Regions from separate parts of the Homo sapiens genome. Here region 1 is linked to region 2. Evidence: read pairs that join two places in POLR2A ChIA-PET (ENCODE). Cell type or tissue: Caco-2. All regions are shown on one strand. Each heading gives the region's core, and the rest is flanking DNA. Links, peaks and the distances in the headings are about the cores only. Region 1 overlaps PREX1 (phosphatidylinositol-3,4,5-trisphosphate dependent Rac exchange factor 1). Region 2 overlaps DDX27 (DEAD-box helicase 27).

Region 1 (2,905 bases), core at 86-2,585, 550 kb after region 2:
CTTTTATCTGTCCCTTCAAGAAATGTCAAGAACCATTTGGTTAAGTTTTAGTTATTCAGCAAATATTTATTGAGTGCCTATAATGTGGCAGGCACTGTTCACACCACAATGAACGGGAGGAGGACGTGCCTGTCGTCATGGAGCCGACCTTGTAGTTGGAGGGGACGATAAGATCTTTACTTGCTTATCTTTACAAAGCAAGATAGTAAAACATGATAGGTGCTAGGGAAGGAGGGTAAAGAGTGTGGTGTTGGCGTTCACTTTTGAATAGGGGAGATGGGGAAGGCCTCACCGAGAAGGTAACATTGGAACCAGGACCTGAGCCACCAGTGAGGGAGGGACCCAGGTGGGCATGATGGTTCCAGGCAGAGGGAACAGCCAGTGCAAAGTCCTCAGGCAGAGTCTAAGTGGGTTGTGCAGGGAATAGCAGGGAGGGAGTGTGGCTGCCTCAGAGTGAGGAGGGGGCGTGGTAGGAGACGAGGTCAGAGGGCACAGGGCTGATGGGAGAGTCCAGGAGGTGAGATGAGATCCTATAGAGAATTGTAGGGTCTTTGGCTTTTACTCTGAGTGAGCTATGAAGCTGTTGCTGAGCTCTGCGTAGAGGAAAGACCTGCTTGGACGAACACGCTGGCAGAATCCCTCTGGCTGCCCTGTGGAGACTGTTGGGACCAAGGGTGACAGCAGGGAGCCCAGCAAAGAGGCTGCTGTGATAGTCCAGGTGGGAGGCGAAGGTGGTTCGGGCCAGTGTAGGAGTGAGGTGATTGGTATCTTGAAGGTTAGGGCCTTATAGGCATTGCTAATGGATCTGAAGCATCAAGCATGACTTTGTGGGATAGAGATGGCTCCGTAAATCTCAGCAATGTGGTCTCAGGCCCCAGCATGCTTGTCCCCACCCATCCATTGGTGATCTAGATCTAAGGACATGCTGAGCCAGAGGGGTCCCAGTGCAGGCTGGATCAGGGGCATTTCTGGGTCCCTCACCCCTGTAGATGCCCCACCCCAAGCTGCGAGTCTCAGCAGGGTCCTGCACGTAGCAGGAGGATGGGGTATCCTCATGTGCAAAATGGGGAAGTCATAGCACCCACCTCGTGGGGTTTCAGTGAAAAAAAAGCCTGGCCAGCAGTGAAGCCTGATGCTGGTGGGTGTGACTGGGAGGGGCAGAGGGGGCGTGGCTGGCAGTGAAGGCCAATGCTGGGGGGCGTGGCTGGGAGGGGCTGAGGGGGCGTGCCCAGCGTCACAGGTCCTCCTGTCTCTCCAGTTTCCGACAAGCACCAGTTCAAGAATGAGCAGGTGATGTATCGCTTCCGCTACGACGATGGCACCTACAAGGCCCGAAGTGAGCTGGAGGACATCATGTCCAAGGTAGGGGCCCTCCGCCCCTGTGACTCTGACTCAGCTGGCCTCGTTCACCTCCACCCTGGGTTCGCCTCAGAGCAGGCCTGTGCCCCTTGGCTTGTTTGCCTTCTCCACTGCCCACAACTCACCCCTGCCCCCATTACCCTGCCCTGCCCCGTCCTGGAAGCCATCTCTCCCATCAGCCTGGATTTGGAGGCTCGTGAAGGATGTGGCCTGATCCCAGAATTCCTCCCCTTTTTTCTTTCAGGGTGTGAGGCTTTACTGCCGTCTTCACAGCCTCTACACCCCGGTGATCAAGTAAGTTACTCTTTCCAAGCTCCAATTTCACCTCTACCTCTTCTCAGCTGTGTGGCCTTGGGCTGGCAACTTAACCTCTCTGAGCTCCAGTCTCCTTCTCCATTAAATGGGGCTTGCAGTGGCACCTATCCTTTAGATTTGTCATTAGGATTAACTGAATTAAATTGTGGGAAGCACTGCAGTGTAGTGATGCAGGTGTCAGTTCTGGAGCCAGACAGACTGAGCTTGAACCTCCCTCCTAGTTAGCAGCTGTGTGACCTTGGGCAGAGTTACTTAACCTCTCTGTGCCTCAACCGTTTCCTCTGTGAAATGGGGATAATAATGGGCTCCACCTTAGGGCCTTTGTGCCTGCTGTTCCCTTTGCTTAGGATGCCTTTCCTCTGCATACCTTCATATTCGTTCCCTCACTTCCTTCAAACGCCTCCATATCACAGGGGTCTTCCCTGCCTACCTGCATAAAGTGTCACCAACCTGGTACTTTCTGTCCTCTGTATTAGTCTGTTTTCATGCTCCTGATAAAGACATAGCCAAGACTGGGTAATTTATAAAGAAAAGGAGGTTTAATGGATTCACAGTCCCACATGGCTGGGGAGGCCTCTCAATCGTGGAGGTATGTGAAAGGCACGTCTTACCTGGCAGGCAAAAGGAAAATGACAGCCAAGTGAAAGGAGTTTCCTCTTATGAAACCATCAGATCTTGTGAGACTTATTCACTACCACAAGAACAGTATGGGGGAACTGCCCCACGATTCAGTAGTTTCCCACTGGGTCCCTCCCACAGTATGTGGGAATTATGAGAGCTGCCATTCAAGATGAGATTTGGGTGGGGACACAACCCAACGATATCAGCTCCCTTTGTTCATTTTAATTTTCTTCTTCTTTTTTTTTTTTGAGACAGGGTCTTGCTCCGTTACCCAGGCTGGATTGCAGTGGTGCAATCACAGCTCACTGCAGTCTCAACCTCCAGGCTCAGGCAGTCCTCCCACCTGAGCCTCCTAGGTAGCTGGGACTACAGGCGTGCACCACCATGCCTAGCTAATTTTTTTTTTTTGAGACAGAGCCTCGTTCTGTCCCCCAAGTTGGAGTGCAGTGGCGCAATCTTGGCTTACTGCAACCTCCGCCGGGTTCAAGTGATTCTCATGCCTCAGTTGCCTGAGTGGCTGGCATTACAGGTGCCTACCACCAGGCCCGGCTAATTTTTGTATTTTTAGTAGAAGTGGGGTTTCACCATGTTGGCCAGGCTGGGCTCGAAC
Region 2 (2,905 bases), core at 191-2,690:
CCACTGCACTCTAGCCTGGGTGACAACAGCAAAACTCTGTCTCAAAAAAAAAAAGAAAAAATACAGCCAGGCACAGTGGCTCATGCCTGTAATCCCAGCACTTTGGGAGGCTGAGGCAGGTGGATCATGAGGTCAGGGGTTCAAGACCAGCCTGGCCAAGATAGTAAAACCCTGTCTCTACTAAAAATACAAAAATTAGCCGGGCATGGTGGCGTGTATCTGTAATCCCAGCTACTCAGGAGGCTGAGGCAGGAGAATCGCTTGAACCCGGGAGGCGGAGGTTGCAGTGAGCCAAGATTGCGCCACTGCACTCCAGCCTGGGCAACAGAGCGAGACTCTGTCTCAAAAAAAAAAAAAAAAAAAATTTCCTCCTCTGATATGGCAGGGCCAGGAGGCCATGGTCACAGAGATCAGGGATACCCCAAGAGGATTAAATGAAAATGACCTTCATCAGACCCTTTGAAACTTGTGGCCCACTACTAGACCGGACATCCTCTCATGCACTGTTTATCTTACAAAATTAATCCTTCAGTATGCCAGGCACGGTGGCTCACACCTGTAAATCCCAGCACTCTTGAGAGGCTGAGGCAGGTGTATCACTTGAGGTCAGGAATTCGAGACCAGCCTGGCCAACATGGTGAAACCCTCTCTCTACTAAAAATACAAAAATCAGCCGGGTGTGGTGGCGGGCACCTGTAAACCCAGCTACTGGGGAGGCTGAGGCAGGAGAATCACCTGAACACAGGAGGCAGAGGTTGCAGTGAGCCGAGATTGCGCCACCGCACTCCAGCCTGGGTGACAGAGTGAGACTCCATCTCAAAACAAAAAATTAATCCTTCAGTAAACTGAGTAAGCTCTGCAGTCTAGGAAACACTGTTGTATCAGTGCCAATTTCCTGGTTTTGATTTTGTCCTACAGTTATGTGGGATGTCACCATTGATGAAGGATTCGAGAGACCCTATGCACTATTTTTGCAACTTGCCACTGATCTACAAATACTTCAAAATAAAGTGGTTAAAAATTTAAAAGTCCTTTACTCTCGGCCGGGCGCGGTGGCTCACGCCTGTAATCCCAGCACTTTGGGAGGCCAAGGCGGGCGGATCACGAGGTCAGGAGATCAAGACCATCCCGGCTAAAACGGTGAAACCCCGTCTCTACTAAAAATACAAAAAATTAGCCGGGCGTAGTGGCGGGCGCCTGTAGTCCCAGCTACTTGGGAGGCTGAGGCAGGAGAATGGCGTGAACCCGGGAGGCGGAGCTTGCAGTGAGCCGAGATCCCGCCACTGCACTCCAGCCTGGGCGACAGAGCGAGACTCCGTCTCAAAAAAAAAAAAAAAAAAAAAAAGTCCTTTACTCTCTCAATTGCACCAGTATATCTTTTTTGTGTTACAAAAATTTTATGGCCAGGCACAGTGGCTCATGCCTGTAATCCCAGAACTTTGGGAGGCCAAGATGGGAAAATCGATCGCTTGAACCTGAACCTAGGAATTCAAGACCAGCCTGGACAACAAAGTGAGACCCCTATCTCTACAAAATAAAAAATAAAAATGAAATAGTTCAAAAAACCAAGAATATTTATTTAGCAAACCAGCCTTTGGTAAGTCAACCTAGAGCCCAGCCCTGGCCGTAACACCCTTCTGCCCACCCTGGGTCCCTATCCTTTTCACCTGTCCCAGTGGCTGCACAGGCACAGATGTCCTTCCCCAATAGACCCACAGGTATGCACGCCTTCTGGATCGGGGTGGGCTGCTTGAAGCCCATGGCTGTAATGGCCTGAGGAAAAAAGAACTGGGTCAGACAGGGTTGAGCGGGGGAAGTCTCAGCACAACACAAACAGGGCAGGTTTCCAGACAAGTGGGGACCACACCAATCCCCACCAATCATTCGTTCCACAAACATTCACTGAACGCCTACTATGTGTGAGGTGGTGCTCTAGACACTGAGGACACAGCAGTAAATAAAAGAAATAAAAACCCTGCCCTCAGGAATCTTACAGTCTGGTAGAAACAGACCAAAAAACAAACACATGTCATATGGAGAGATGCTGCGGAAAACAATGCAGCGGCCAGACGGGCAGCAGGGGGAGTGCTATTCACGGTAGGGCTGCCAGGGAAGGTCTCACTGAGCAAGGGATACTGAGTTGAACCCTGAAGGAAGCTAGAGAGCACCCCAAAAGATTTCTGGAAGAGTTTTCCAGGCAGAGGGAACAGAAAGTGCAAGGGCCCTGAGGAAGAGGAGGCCTAACCTATTTGAGGGCCAGCAAGGAGGCCAGTGTGGCCAGAGCAGAACGAGTGCCAGGAGGTGTCGTCAGAGAGGGCCAGAAGGGGCAGAGCCTTGTAGGTCAATATAAGGACTCAGGCTTCTAAGAAGAGTGAGACTGGGAAGTACTGAAGGACTCAGAGAAGAAGAGGAGGGACACGATGGAACTCATTGCTTAAGAGAGTTCTCGGCCGGGCGCGGTGGCTCACGCCTGTAGTCCCAGCACTTTGGGAGGCTGAGGCGGGCGGATCACGAGGTCAGGAGATCGAGACCATCCTGGCTAACACGGTGAAACCCCATCTCTACTAAAAATACAAAAAATTAGCAGGGCGTGGCAGCGTGTGCCTGTAGTCCCAGCTGCTGGGGAGGCTGAGGCAGGAGAATGGCGTGAACCCGGGAGGTGGAGGTTGCAGTGAGCCGAGATTGTGCCACTGCACTCCAGCCTGGGCGACAGAGTGAGACTCCGTCTCAAAAAAAAAAAAAAAAAAAAGGGAGTTCTCTGGCAACTGTATGGACAAGAGTTGAGGGAGGCAAAGAGAGAAGCAGAAAGTCCAGTTAGGGGTGGCTGCAATAATCCCATGGTTGCCAAAATAAGCCACTACTGGCCAGGCACAGTGGCTCAAATCCCAGCACTCTGGGAGGTTGA

Evidence for each region. ChIA-PET counts read pairs that join two places held together with the same protein. Peaks named below come from ENCODE experiments on the same cell type or tissue, not always from the same donor. Only the 100,000 strongest peaks of a DNase experiment are listed, where the experiment ranks them.
Region 1: POLR2A ChIA-PET joins it to region 2 with 8 read pairs; 1 of 35 experiments calls an interaction of 5 or more read pairs at or near these places.

The regions. Positions count from the first base shown.
Region 1 is chr20:48,678,108-48,681,012 of GRCh38, reverse strand. PREX1 (phosphatidylinositol-3,4,5-trisphosphate dependent Rac exchange factor 1) reads left to right here. Exons shown (of 40, transcript NM_020820.4): 12 at 1,259-1,362; 13 at 1,604-1,653. Among named protein-coding and RNA genes, the nearest start is that of PREX1, 150 kb to the left of the region's middle. RefSeq lists a silencer at 1,094-1,263. In Caco-2, for the core only: no CTCF peak of the experiment used is centred there; a DNase peak (open chromatin) is centred at 1,202.
Region 2 is chr20:49,225,298-49,228,202 of GRCh38, reverse strand. DDX27 (DEAD-box helicase 27) reads right to left here. Exons shown (of 21, transcript NM_017895.8): 7 at 1,668-1,773. Among named protein-coding and RNA genes, the nearest start is that of DDX27, 7.3 kb to the right of the region's middle. In Caco-2, for the core only: no CTCF peak of the experiment used is centred there; a DNase peak (open chromatin) is centred at 1,718.